Linked DNA regions of Homo sapiens: region 2 is linked to region 1. The links are chromatin contacts, found by Hi-C in ENCODE. All regions are on one chromosome and are shown on one strand. The core of a region is the stretch at or near the end of the contact, and the rest is flanking DNA. Distances in the headings are between cores, read along the strand shown.

Region 1 (7,005 bases), core at 2,013-4,512:
AATCGCCTGAGGTTACAAATGGGAAAGCACTTAGTAACTGTAAGAACGCTGAGCCTGGTGGTTATTATTATTACTTCTGTTGTTTTTCTCAGTCTCGGGGAAGAATTATTACTAATGTCAACAGAATCACAGCTTCTATTTACAGGAAGACAGGCCAAGAATTTCAATCCCTTGTCCCTCTCCCAATTAAATCATGGATGCAGATTGTTCTAAATCCATCACAAGGTCTGGGTCTGAAGATCCAAGTTTGAGTCCCAGCTCTGTATAATCTTATCAAAGCCTCTTAATCTTTTTGGGTTATAATTTTTTTTTCACAAATACAGATGAAATAGGTAGATTCGTAGGTAGAAAATGTTCTAATTCTGTGTTTGTGTGTCCTTACATGTATATGGGCATGTCCTGACACAATCTTGCATTTCCAAAGAGTTCATTCCAGCAAAAGTCATCCCTTGCTTCTTCCCCACCTCTCTTCTCTTCAGAGGAATGTTCATTATGCATGAATGGGAGGGCAGGGACAGGGATTCACAAACTGTCACTTTCAGGAGCTGGTGTGTGAGCGTATGTTTGTGTATGCATTTGTGTGTGTGCATATGTGTGAAATGTTCTCCTGGTTGCCTTTAGACTTGCCGTTGCTCTTCTCCAGGTGCCAAATATTCTCTCAAGCCTTCTGAAGGTTGCAGCAGGGGCCAGGCCAGAGAACAGAGGTTTCTCTGCTTCTGCTTGGTGTTTTATCGTGTTTTGACCAGGTAGGCTACTGCACTGACAACCCAGGAAACGAAGGCAGGAGAGCTGGTGTGCCGCTAGCACAGCCGGCTTGGAGCCCCACTGTCTTTGGATTCTGTGCTCAGCCGGCTTCTGTATTTGGCTGTGAATCATTTCTGCTGGAGGACTGCGTGCCACTGTGTGCCCTTTGAGTGGTGTGCGCATTGCACACGCATCCTGGAGGGAAGCATAAAGAAATGGGAGTGGAGGAAGCAGCCCAGAGGAGAAATGCAACCCTGTTACGCCCAAGTTTGGCTTCTCAGATTTGATGGATGATAGGTATAGCAAAGGCAGGCTGGCTACCTCTTTTGCAGGACTGAAGGGCGATGAATCTGCTGTCAGCACGAGTGACTCAGACACCTGGGTTTGTTCTGAGCATCTCCCCTTGCCTGTTGGGGGAAGATTTCTCAGCCCCCACTTCACCCCCACCTTTCACCAGATGCCACCAGGGTTAATGATGAAAGCAAGTAGTTTGGAGTCAGCCTGGACACCTTTCCCTGCTGGCTCTGCGTGTGCTCACCGCATTTCTTAGGATAATTGCATAGCCTCAATGAGTGCTTACAACTCTTCACAAAAACTCCTTGTTGAGTTAGCCTTAAATCTCCCTGGGTCTGTGTTAGGGGCTGGTCTGATAAATCCTCCTCCTTGGCCTCTGGGACCCAGGTTGGAGTGGAGGCCGCTGGAGCCAAAGCTGCCTAACTTCCCTGTCTTTTGCGGTTCCCATAGTCCAACTGTGATGCCACGGCTGCTGCTTAACTTCCTCTGCCCATAGATCAGGGCTTGGCTCAGCAGGGGAGCAGTGTGTTTCACAGCTGGGTGTGGGCACTGCCTGTCTCTGGGATGTGTTCCAAGTGCAGCATCCCACTAGGCAGAGACCAAGGAGAGCGTGGCCTGGTCAAGATGCATCCACAGCTCCAGAAGTTTAAGTGGGGTGCTGCCTGGGCTTCGAGAATGAGGAAAGGTATCCAACTACCCCACTGGTTCTCACCTGGGGGCAACTTTGCCACCCAGGGGACATTTGATAATGTCTGGAAACAAGTTTTGTTGTCATAATGAAAGGTGCTACTGGCATCTAGTGGGTAGAGGCCAGGGACGCTGCTTAGCATCCTACAATCCACAGAGCAGCTCCCTACAACAAAGAATTAATGAGCCCAAAATGTCAATAGTTCAGAGACTGAGAAACACTGCTAGCCTCAGAACTGCCGAGGAAATAGGCACGTTGAGATAAACAAGACTTTGCATTGCTAGATCCTAATGGTACCGGCAGCTGTGTGGTGTAAGACAGCTTGGACCATGAGTGGGCCTTTCCTTTCCCTCTTCCCCCAGACCCCTAGCCCAGAGTGGAAAGTTACATATCGGAGGCCTAGCGAGGCAGGTGCTGTTGGTGCCTCACCTGTATCCCCTTGGCACTCACCATGGCAGTAGCTGCCGATGACATTCTACAACAAGCACCTGGGACTCTCCACTTCTCTGCCCCAGGGCTTTTTCTCAGCCCACAAGCAGGACAGAGCAGAAGTGCCCTGGAGTTCCTGCCCCCAGGAATGGCCCTCTGTCATTGATGATGGGAGCTGGAGAATAGGTACAGCTCCCGTCCCTCGGGTGAGACAACTCTGCAGCATGTTCACATTGTCGCCCAGAGACCCCAGTGGGACGGAGCCTCAATTGTCCACAATAGTAATGGGCTCATTAATGCACCCTGCATTGCTTCCTGCCTTCCCCTTTCTTGTTCCCCAGATCCTCTGCTGATGTCACTTGGGACCACCTTGCAGATAGACTACTTCATTCCTTGTGACTGAGCCTGCTTGTGAGACAGCCCAGCCCAAGAGAAGCAGCCATATCCTTGTGCCTGCAGGAACCAACATCGTCTGTGCTAGGTTATGTGTTTACTCATTTGCTTACATCCTCCATTCATTCATTCATTTTGTCAGCCCACAACATTTACTGAGCATTGGCTATGTACCAGAAATTGAGAATTTCATACTCATATAGAGAAGGGGAAACTGAGGCTCTGAGATAAACATACACTTCTTCAAAGTCCCCCAAGAAGCGAGGGACCAAAACTAGAATATAAAGTCAAATGCATCTTATGCCTAATCTTACTACTGGTTGTTTCTCAACGGGCCATGCTTGTAATTACCTGGAGAGTCTTATGCAAATACAGACGTCTGAACCCCACTCCAGAATCAATTACTGTCTTTAGCACTGGGCCCGGGCCTCTGTGTTTTTTTAAAACTCACTGCCATCCGCCCCACACACATTGTCTGACTCAGGATGCAGCAAGGGAGAGGAATGGAGGCTCTTCTGTAACTGGGGCTGAAACTAAAGGCTGACCACCCTTCACCACCTGTCACAAGCCCCCTGTCCCCTTGGGGAAGTTGGCATCCTGTGGGGCAGGCCAGCTCCCTGTTGTTGACTTGACATCTTTGCTGAGTCATCTTGCCAAATTCCACCTAGACAGGCTGTGCTGTGGTTTCACTGCTTGTTTGATGATTGGGGTTTCCTGTCCTGCCATATGGTGAGTCCCTGTAAGGCATGGCGGTAATGGGGCCGCACACTGGCAGATGGGCGCTTCCTGACCCAGAAGCCCAACGGAGCTGAAGCCCCCAACTTCACTCTCACCTCTACCTGCTCCCTGGAAGGGTCAGAGATTGAGGTATTTCAGGCTAAATATAGAGGCAGGCCATTAAGAAACAGCATCTCCTCCCCTCTCCCCAATCTCTCTGGGCTTTCCATGTGATGGTTTAATTGCTCCTGCAATCTGTTCCGTTTCTCCCTTGCAGTGCGGGAAAAGCAGCAGCCACAGCCCATGGTGAGAAGCTGCTTTCAGAGATGGGAACAGCTTTTAAGAGGAAGAAGGAAGCTTCAGGTCTCAGAACACAGTTGCAGGCGGGCTTTATTTTTAGAGGTCTCCGCAGAGATTCTGCCCCCTGTTCAGGTCTCGCCAGACACCAGGCCTGGCTTTGGAATTGGGGGTTGGGGGGCAGGCACCGTTTTATTTGGATCAGTGTAGCAGGAAGGGCACTGGGCTTGAAGTCAGGCAAACTTGTGAGAAAGTCATTTAACCTCAAGGACAGGAAATGCCACTCGCTCTGGCAACATGGGGATGTGGAGGAAGGGAGGGAGCACAGTAGATGGCACACAGTAAGCCCAGAGTGTGGGTCTGCCACCCTTGGCACAATACGGGTATTGACAAGAGTCTTGGGCTCATTAGTTGTGTGGCCTTGGTTTTCACATCTGTAAAATGGGGGTAATAATAGCAGCTGCTTCCAGGACTGGCTACATAGTTTGCAGGGCCCTGAACAGAATGACAATGTGAGGCCCCGAGTTGAAAAAGCTTTAACAATTTCCACACAGTGAGAGCAGAGCATTAAACCAGGCATGGGAGCACAGCCTTCTGAGCACAGGGCCCTGTGCAACTACACATCTTGTCACATCTTGTCTACTCACAGGGGTGTGGTGAGGAATTAATGAGACACTGCATGTCAAGTGCTTCTGACACTGGCAGCCTTTATTACTACTACTAATTGAGCATCAGATATACTGTCGAGAGCAGTGTTACCCATTTTGCTATGGCGTATATTAGAGGGAGAAATAGATTAAGATGGAATTTCATGGTGTCTCCAATGGCAAGCTATAGTTAGGACTTTATAAGGTAACAGTGGGGTGTAACTGAAGACTTTTGAGCCACCTTCAAAGTTGTGTTTAAGAATTCGAATCAGGCCAGGCGTGATGGCTTATACCTGTAATCCTGGCACTTTGGGAGGCTGAGGGGGGTGGATTGCTTGAGTTTCGGAGTTCAAGATTAGTCTGGGCTATGTGGAGAAACCACGTCTTTCAAAAAATACAAAAGTTAGCCATGCATGGTAGTGCATGCCTATAGTTCTAGCTACTTGGGAGGCTGAGGTGGAAAGATTGCTTTAGCCTGGGAGGTTCAGGCTGCAGTGAGCTGAGACTGTACCACTGTACTCCAGCCTAGACCACAGTGCAAGACCCTCTCTCTCTCTCAGAAAAAAAGAATTCTAATCAGAACATTAGGTGGGTAATAGGGAATGGTGGTTGGGGGGTGGGTGCTGAAGAGAGGGTACTGCCTGAATATGAGTATTGTGGGAAAAGTAAATAAATAAATAGAGACACCAAAGAAATCCTTCCTGGGTCACTGAAGAGAGGTGCTATGCGTAAACTCAGAGAACCAGGAAAAGGAGAGTTGGGGTGGAGCGAGTTGCTTTTGGCGACATAGAGTGTGAGGTGTCACTGGGACCACTGTGGATGGATATAAAACAGGACACTAGAAACAGGGGAGCAGGGCCCACATTTGGGCTAGGAGGAAGACTGGGGTGGGTGCGGGGGGTCATGGAGACCTGTATGGAAACGACTGATGTACCAGAATAGATAAAATTATCAGTGCAAAGCACATTTCCAGATTGCGGAAGCTAAGGATAAAACAGAGCCGGAAATCAACTCTGTATAAAATTAGCAAGTGAAGCTGAGAGCTTTGAACTGATCTGAGAACAGAAGGAGTCAAAGAAGCAGCATTCCTGCAGAAGATCTTGACCCTCTATGATCCTTAATCTCTTCATCTGTAAAATGGGTACAGTGTCATCCGACCCACAGTGTTGATGAAAGGGTAAAGTGAGAACTACTTCTCATACTATCAGGTGTGTGGTTAGTGAACAACACAGTGTAATCCTCTTCTTGCTTTAATTCCTGATTCTTGGATCTTTTTAGTGAGTTACATTCTATGATGTTACCAGTTTTTATGGCGGTTCGGATATGTTTGTTTTCAGAATGAATGTGGTATTATATAAGCTACTTTACATACATTATCTCCTTTTAATCCTCATAGGATTCTCCATGGAATAGTGATATTTCCATTTTTGGATGGGATGCTCAGAGACGTTAGGTAATTTACCCAAGGTCACACAGCTACAGAATGACATGGTGGAATTCCAACTCACGCCTGCCTCCTTCCAAAGCCCATGCTATCCTCATTATTTAGCAAAAGCAAGACAGGCAGGACAAATCACCCAAAAGAGCTCCCTTTCACAAAGCTTGGCTCCTCTCCTGTATACCTGCTAACAATACCATCCGCACAGGTACTCAGATGGAGACCAGGGAACACCTTGTTCTACAGAATTGTTCATTGTGGGTAATTTGCTATCTTCATGTTACTAAAATGCCTTGAACAATAGCCCATGTACAGGGGCTTGGGTTCTTCTTCTCTATGCAGAGCCTGCATAGTGAAGGCCTTGGCAGGCTGGCATCTTTCCAGCATTGCAGAGGAGGAGGAGAGCATAGGCAAGTGGTCTGAGCTGGGAGGAGAGGAGCTGAGCTCTATTCCTCCAAGCCACTGCTCCCCTTGGGCTAGTCCCTTCCCTGGCATGAAAGGAAGGTAGCCTAAATGCTCTCACAGGATTCCCCAGATCTCCTGCTACTTCCCCAGGTGGTGGTCAAGGTGAGAAAATACTACAAGAAGCAGCAGAGTGAGGTTCATCAAGAGTGTGCATGCTGGAGCCAATCTGCCTGGGAATTGATCCAGGCTCCGTCACTTCCAAGCCTTGTGATCTATGATATGTTACTTGGCCTCTCTGTGTCTTGCTTTCCTCCTCTTTAAAATGGAAAGAAAAAGAGTACCTATTTCACGAGCAAGGGAGCTAGTACAGATAAGTGTTCATCATTACTCTCATTGCTTATTGTTGTCATTGTTGTATGGGAGGCCGGAACAACCTGAAAAGATGCCACTTCCTCATGAAGTCTGTTCTCATCTGTGACTCTTGGATTATACCCATCCTTTCATGCTTGGCTTTATATTACAATTATTCAGGAGGCTGGCTTACCTTTTTGATAGGCTGGGAACCCTGCAAGGTGTGGCTTCATGTTTATTCTCCATGCTTCATACTATGTAATTAGAAAAAGAAAAAAAATCCACAGTGGAATATAAAGGGCAGGAGCTTTAGAATCAGCAGTATTCAATATAAATCCTAGCTCTGCCATTTACCAGCTGTTTGATCTGAGGCAAGTCGCTTAACCCCTCTGAACCTTGATTTGCTCATCTATAAAGTGGAATATCAGCACTTTTCCCATTAGCTAGTACATGGACATGTTTGACATATGATAGGCATTCAATAAGAGCCGTCTCCCTTCCTTTCCTCTTTCTCATTTTTCACGGCCCCATAGAATGTTGGCCACTAAATGGATTTTAAAAGGAGTATGGAAAGTGGGATTCAGAGGCTCTTGGAACTCCCT
Region 2 (7,005 bases), core at 3-2,502, 2.2 Mb before region 1:
TTTAATTTTTTCCATGCCTAGAGTTGGCATGGCATATATATATCTTTATACAATTCTTCAAATTTTATAGAATTTGTATAATGTTTTATCTTGCTTTTTTTTTAACCACTGATGTTATAAGCATATTTATGCCACTTCATTCACGTTAGAGACTTAATAATAAAGGATCTTGTGGATAATTTATCATTCCCTGATAGAGAAAAATTTAGCTTTGCTTATTTTAGAGTTATAAATGATGCTGGGTCAGGTATCTTTATGTTTGAAGATGGCTCCATATTTGGGTTGTTTCCACAGAACTCTTTCCCAGAAATGCTTTTTCTAGGTTAATGGCTACACATATTTCTAGGCACCTGACATACTGACACCCACCTCTAAAGTATTTTTATGATCCACAACTAGCGTTTAACACAGCGCCCCAGTCACTCCGAGACTAATAAATAGACAAATGACTGAAACGTGACCTCATGCTTTCTATTCCTCCAGCTTTCATTGAGTTCCTTTCCTCTGGGAGGACTGGGGGTTGTCTAGCCCTCCACAGCATCAGCCCATTGACCCTATCCTTGTGGTTATAGCAGCTGAGGAAGCAGAATTACAGCTCTGTGGGAAGGAATGGGGCTGGAGAGTTCATGCATAGACCAATTCTTTTTTTTTTTTTTTTTTGAGATGGAGTTTCACTTTTGTTGCCCAGGCTGGAGTGCAATGGCATGATCTCAGCTCACCACAGCCCCCACCTCCTGGGTTCAAGCGATTCTCCTGCCCTCAGCCTCCCGAGTAGCTGGGATTACAGGCATGTGCCACCACGCCTGACTACTTTTGTATTTTTAGTAGAGATGGAGTTTCTCTTTCTTGGTCAGGTTGGTCTCAAACTCCTGACCTCAGGTGATCTGCAGCCTCGGCCTCCCAAAGTGTTGGGATTACAGGTGTGAGCGACCATGCCTGGCTGCATAGACCAGTTCTTATGAGAAGGGATCAACTAAGAATAGCCTTGGGTTGACACACACCCCTCTTCACACTCACAGGAGAAACCCCATGAAGCTAGAACCAGTCATGAGTTGAGAGCTGAGAGTTAGAGAGTAGCTCAGAGATGCTATTCTTGGATATCCTGAGCCCCTGTGGTCACCAGGGACCCTGAGTTGTGCAACACTCAGCATGACAGCATCACTACACTTAAAAATTTCCCTCCTCACCCCCAGATTCCATTTCCCCATCCGCCAGGGCTGCCTATAAAGAGGAGAGATGGCTTCAGACATCAGAAGGACGCAGGCAGCAAAGAGTAGTCAGTCCCTTCTTGGCTCTGCTGACACTCGAGCCCACATTCCATCACCTGCTCCCAATCATGCAGGTCTCCACTGCTGCCCTTGCCGTCCTCCTCTGCACCATGGCTCTCTGCAACCAGGTCCTCTCTGCACCACGTGAGTCCATGTTGTTGTTGTGGGTATCACCACTCTCTGGCCATGGTTAGACCACATCAGTCTTTTTTTGTGGCCTGAGAGCCCCGAAGAGAAAAGAAGGAAGTTCTTAAAGCGCTGCCAAACACCTTGGTCTTTTTCTTCACAACTTTTATTTTTATCTCTAGAAGGGGTCTTAGCCCTCCTAGTCTCCAGGTATGAGAATCTAGGCAGGGGCAGGGGAGTTACAGTCCCTTGTACAGATAGAAAAACAGGGTTCAAAACGAATCAGTTTGCAAGAGGCAGAATCCAGGGCTGCTTACTTCCCAGTGGGGTCTGTTCTTCACTCTCCAGCTCACCCTAGGTCTCCCAGGAGCCCTGTCCCTTGGATGTCTTATGAGAGATGTCCAGGGCTTCTCTTGGGCTGGGGTATGACTTCTTGAACCGACAAAATTCCATGAAGAGAGCTAAGAGAACAGTCCATTCAGGTATCTGGATCACATAGAGAAACAGAGAACCCACTATGAAGAGTCAAGGGGAAAGAGGAATATAGACAGAAACAAAGAGACATTTCTCTGCAAAACCCCCCAAATGCCTTGCAGTCACTTGGTCTGAGCAAGCCTGCCCTCCTCAACCACTCAGGGATCAGAAGCTGCCTGGCCTTTTCTTCTGAGCTGTGACTCGGGCTTATTCTCTCCTTTCTCCGCAGTTGCTGCTGACACGCCGACCGCCTGCTGCTTCAGCTACACCTCCCGACAGATTCCACAGAATTTCATAGCTGACTACTTTGAGACGAGCAGCCAGTGCTCCAAGCCCAGTGTCATGTAAGTGCCAGTCTTCCTGCTCACCTCTAGGGAGGTAGGGAGTGTCAGGGTGGGGGCAGAAACAGGCCAGAAGGCCATCCTGGAAAGGCCCAGCCTTCAGGAGCCTATCGGGGATACAGGACGCAGGGCACTGAGGTGTGACCTGACTTGGGGCTGGAGTGAGGTGGGTGTTACAGAGTCAGGAAGGGCTGCCCCAGGCCAGAGGAAAGGGACAGGAAGAAGGAGGCAGCAGGACACTCTGAGGGCCCCCTTGCCTGGAGTCACTGAGAGAAGCTCTCTAGACGGAGATAGGCAGGGGGCCCCTGAGAGAGGAGCAGGCCTTGAGCTGCCCAGGACAGAGAGCAGGATGTCAGGGCCATGGTGGGCCCAGGATTCCCCGGCTGGATTCCCCAGTGCTTAACTCTTCCTCCCTTCTCCACAGCTTCCTAACCAAGAGAGGCCGGCAGGTCTGTGCTGACCCCAGTGAGGAGTGGGTCCAGAAATACGTCAGTGACCTGGAGCTGAGTGCCTGAGGGGTCCAGAAGCTTCGAGGCCCAGCGACCTCAGTGGGCCCAGTGGGGAGGAGCAGGAGCCTGAGCCTTGGGAACATGCGTGTGACCTCCACAGCTACCTCTTCTATGGACTGGTTATTGCCAAACAGCCACACTGTGGGACTCTTCTTAACTTAAATTTTAATTTATTTATACTATTTAGTTTTTATAATTTATTTTTGATTTCACAGTGTGTTTGTGATTGTTTGCTCTGAGAGTTCCCCCTGTCCCCTCCACCTTCCCTCACAGTGTGTCTGGTGACAACCGAGTGGCTGTCATCGGCCTGTGTAGGCAGTCATGGCACCAAAGCCACCAGACTGACAAATGTGTATCAGATGCTTTTGTTCAGGGCTGTGATCGGCCTGGGGAAATAATAAAGATGTTCTTTTAAACGGTAAACCAGTATTGAGTTTGGTTTTGTTTTTCTGGCAAATCAAAATCACTGGTTAAGAGGAATCATAGGCAAAGATTAGGAAGAGGTGAAATGGAGGGAAATTGGGAGAGATGGGGAGCGCTGCGACAGAGTTATCCACTTCACAAAATTCTGGAACATTGAAACTACGAATATGTTATAACTCAAATCGTAATATGCACGCTCTAGGAGAATTAACTACTTGAATGGCCACCATTAAGCAGAGTATTCTGTAGGGCATATTCATGATGAATCAAGCTCTTAATAGCAATTATTTACATTGTTGAGGCTTACTCCTCCTACTGAGTGCTTTTTATACATTGTTCATTTAATCTTACCAATGCAATAGTACAGCTTAGGTACTATTAATACCTCCACTTGACAGAAAAGTAACCCAGGGCTCAGAAAGGTTAGACAACTTGGCTGAGGTTACACAGCACGTAAACGGTCAATTGTGTTCCAAAACTGGACTTTTATTGAACTACAGACTATGCTGTTAACCATTGACCAAGTTATTTCCCAAAGTATGACCCGCCTATACTCAAATCTTACCCCATTCTTTAACAGATGATACTTTATCCATTGCAACCACTTCCTGTCAGGATTCTGAGTTGACATAGAGTGTTTCAGCAGTGATTATTTAAGCCAATTACATCAGGATCTTTAGGTGTAGACCTGGGAACTGATATTTTTATCAAGCTCATGAGGTGTTCCATAGCATGTTAATGACTGAGAGCCACTGTCAATAGAATTCACCACTGTTTTCTAAATGTGGTAAGTCTCTGCATATGGCAACAGGTGTATTATACATTATTTCTCTAGAATCTACACTCTACAAAATAAATAGCTAATGTTAGAGAATGAAAAGACAACCAGCTTCTGTGTGGAGCAGGATGCTGTCTATAGGTTTGAAAGGTAAGTTATTTAATAGATGGATTGCTTGCATTATATGTACAAGAAATGCATACTAAGCTAGGGTCCTTTTTGCAGAAGAAAGGGAAATTCAAAATATTTGTGTGAAAACCAAACGTGTTAATTTTTATGAGCTATGCTTATTTCATTTTGTTTAAAATAATCTAATTTCTGTGTCCAAACATGTTTAGAATTGTAGGGCTCAAACTCTTTAAAGCATAATTAAACACTACTACTTAGCAGATATTAAAATGCACATACTATGTGACCTACATCCCATTTGACCTGATCCCATTTCTAGGAATCTGCTTCATAGAAACACTGCCAAAAGATAAGAATATGTAGACATGAGGATATTCTTTCAAGTATGGTTGGTAAAGAGCAAAGAAATGCAAACAGTCATCAGTAGGGGATTAATAAGTAGAGGATTAAGATGTCCATCAATGGAATATTCTGCAGTCAGTAAACAAAAGCAGCACACATCTATAACTGTGGAAAGTGTCCTCAATATTCTAGGTAAAATGCATATCTATTTACATTCAGTATATGCATATATATTCTCTACATATGCTACAAAACTGTCTGTAAAGGATATTATTTTGTTTTTATTTTTAAAAGCCATATACACACATATATTTACATAGGCAAATATTTGGAAAGACACACATCAAATAGCTAACTGTCGTTTCTTTGAGGAAATGAGGCTTTTTTTAAATTTTTTTAGGAATGAGGGTTTTTCCTTTTTATATTCTGCACTTTTAAAACTTTGAGTTATTTTCTGATTAGCTTGCATAGCTTACCTCTCTGGTCTCATCTTACCCTGTTCTTTGATGGGTGATATTCCATCCATCACAACCACTTTCTGGTAGGGATTCTGAGTTGATGCAGAGAGAATAGAGCTCAGCCTGGCTTACAGCATTTTGATGCCATGATGGCTTTCGTATAATGAGGGTACAGCAACAAACACATCCTTTTGACAAGGCTGTTCTCTGTCTCTCTCTTACACACACACACACACACACACACACACACACACACACACGAGCAGCTTTTGTCCCCATAGATGCAGTGAAGGTGTCATCATTCCTTCTTTATTGACTTTCAGGAAAAAAATATAGGGGAATACAATATTTGCCTGCACTGAATTGTTTCACAAGGTCCAGAAACCCAAAGCTAAACAAAGTTTAATCATGCCCAATATTCCCTAAATACAAGTGTTATGAACAAACAGAGTAAGTTAAACACAGACTCCTGTTAGGGAACTGGAGAATGGGAATTGCATTTTTAAGCAGTTCAGCTGATCTGGCAGTCCCTAGCTCTCCTCCCTGGGGGAATGTCCTCCACGGACAATCTGAGATGTGCAATGTGGAGGATCTGCTTTCTGGAGGCTGCTGACTTCCTGTCTGTGTGAGTTAGCCTGAGGTTGCCTTAGGTATTGTGTAATCAGCGACTGTTTGGAACCAGTCTTGTGGTTTCTTTGGCAATGTGACTCCCTTCTAATGTCCATAGGCTACTATTTGCTTCTGATCAATTCCATGGGCCAGGTAGCCAGAAGCAGAGATGTTTTCAGTTACAAAGCTCGAATTTGCATTTTAAATGGGGTTGGGGATAGGCACTTTCTTTTTTCTTTTCTTTTTTTTTTTTTTTTTGAGATGGAGTCTTGTACTGTCTCCTGGGCTGGAGTGCAATGGTGTGATCTTGGCTCACTGCAACCTCAGCCTCCTGGGTTCAAGAGATTCTCCTGCCTCAGCTTCCCAAGTAGCTGAGATTACAGGTGCCTGCCACCAAATCTGGCTAAATTTTTGGATTTTTAGTAGAGACGGGGTTTCACTATGTTGGCCAGGCTGGTCTTGAACTCATGACCTCGTGATCCACCTGCCTCAGCCTCCCAAAGTGCTGGGATTACAGGTGTGAGCCACCGCGCCCAGCCAGGGATGTGCACTTTCTAGCACAGACCTCACTACCAGTGTCACCTCTACCACCAAGTCCCTGGTGAGAGACCTCTGCCTGCATCTTGGCCCATGTGGAGGTGATGAATATTTGACCCTTGGCCTCATTAGGTCTCTCATCTTCCTGTCTCTGCTCATGCTAACTTTATCTTAGAGTAGAAAATTCTGCCATTACAGCCCTTCAAGTCTCCAGATTACTGGGTTCTCAGTCAATAAGTTGGAAGGGCCTTTTTTAGCAAGTTCAATTTCTTCCTTTTTCAATTTCAGATGAGCCCATTTCAAAGCAGCCTAAACTCTTTCTTAAAGGACCTTACTGATGTAATACATAGCTACTAAGTTCCAATATTCAGAATCTTCTTTTTTTTTTTTCTTTTTTGAGACGAAGTCTTGCTCTGTCGCCCAGGCTGGAGTGGAGTGCAGTAGCGCGATCTCAGCCCAGTGCAAGTTCCGCCTCCCAGGTTCACGCCATTCTCCTGCCTCAGCCTCCCAAGTAGCTGGGACTACAGGTGCCCACCACTACGCCCGGCTAATTTTTTGTATTTTTAGTAGAGACGGGGTTTCACCATGTTAGCCAGGATGGTCTTGATCTCCTGACCTCGTGATCTGCCTGCCTCGGCCTCCCAAAGTGCTGGGATTACAGGCGTGAGCCACTGCGCCTGGCCTATATTCAGAATCTTTTCTATCACATTCCTTAATGCTGCAGCGTTGGTATTTGGCACAGGCTTTTAGCACCAAAATAAGACAGACCATAGTTCAACCAGCACGTGCAATACCTTGTAATGGGTATGGCAAAAGGTAGTGCCCAGACAGGACAGCATGGTGAATATCACCTGGGAACATGGGAGAAATGAACATTCTAAGCCCCACTTCCTTTCTTAATGGACTAGGGCCCAGCAACCTGTGTTTTCACAAGGCTCCAGGTAATTCTGATGCATGTAAGGTTTAAAACTCCTTCCATTTCACAAGGTCCTCCCCAAATTACCACTTTCT

Evidence for each region. A loop is a pair of places that touch in the nucleus more often than their neighbours do. Pooled maps may share reads with other maps.
Region 2: a loop to region 1 is called in a map with no recorded cell type, with 10 times the contacts of the local background. The contact joins the promoter of CCL3L3 here to the enhancer-like site in region 1. A Hi-C loop is called at or near these places in 2 of 37 single-sample maps with no recorded cell type and 2 of 50 pooled maps.

The regions. Positions count from the first base shown.
Region 1 is chr17:33,965,010-33,972,014 of GRCh38, reverse strand. The region is part of intron 1 of LOC107985038 (a long non-coding RNA gene); the gene reads left to right. It also overlaps a transcript of ASIC2 not described here. Among named protein-coding and RNA genes, the nearest start is that of LINC01989, 220 kb to the left of the region's middle. RefSeq lists enhancers at 3,722-3,771, 3,782-3,851, 3,872-3,941. Within about 2 kb of position 3,262, at least 2 of the 41 ENCODE cell types and tissues checked have a DNase peak (open chromatin) inside an H3K27ac peak, as active enhancers do.
Region 2 is chr17:36,191,005-36,198,009 of GRCh38, reverse strand. CCL3L3 (C-C motif chemokine ligand 3 like 3) reads left to right here and starts at 1,252. Exons shown (of 3, transcript NM_001001437.4): 1 at 1,252-1,412; 2 at 2,098-2,212; 3 at 2,634-3,141. The coding sequence starts at 1,337. The coding sequence ends at 2,724. LOC128966706 (a long non-coding RNA gene) reads right to left here and starts at 5,178. Exons shown (of 2, transcript XR_008485584.1): 1 at 4,867-5,178; 2 at 1,543-1,880.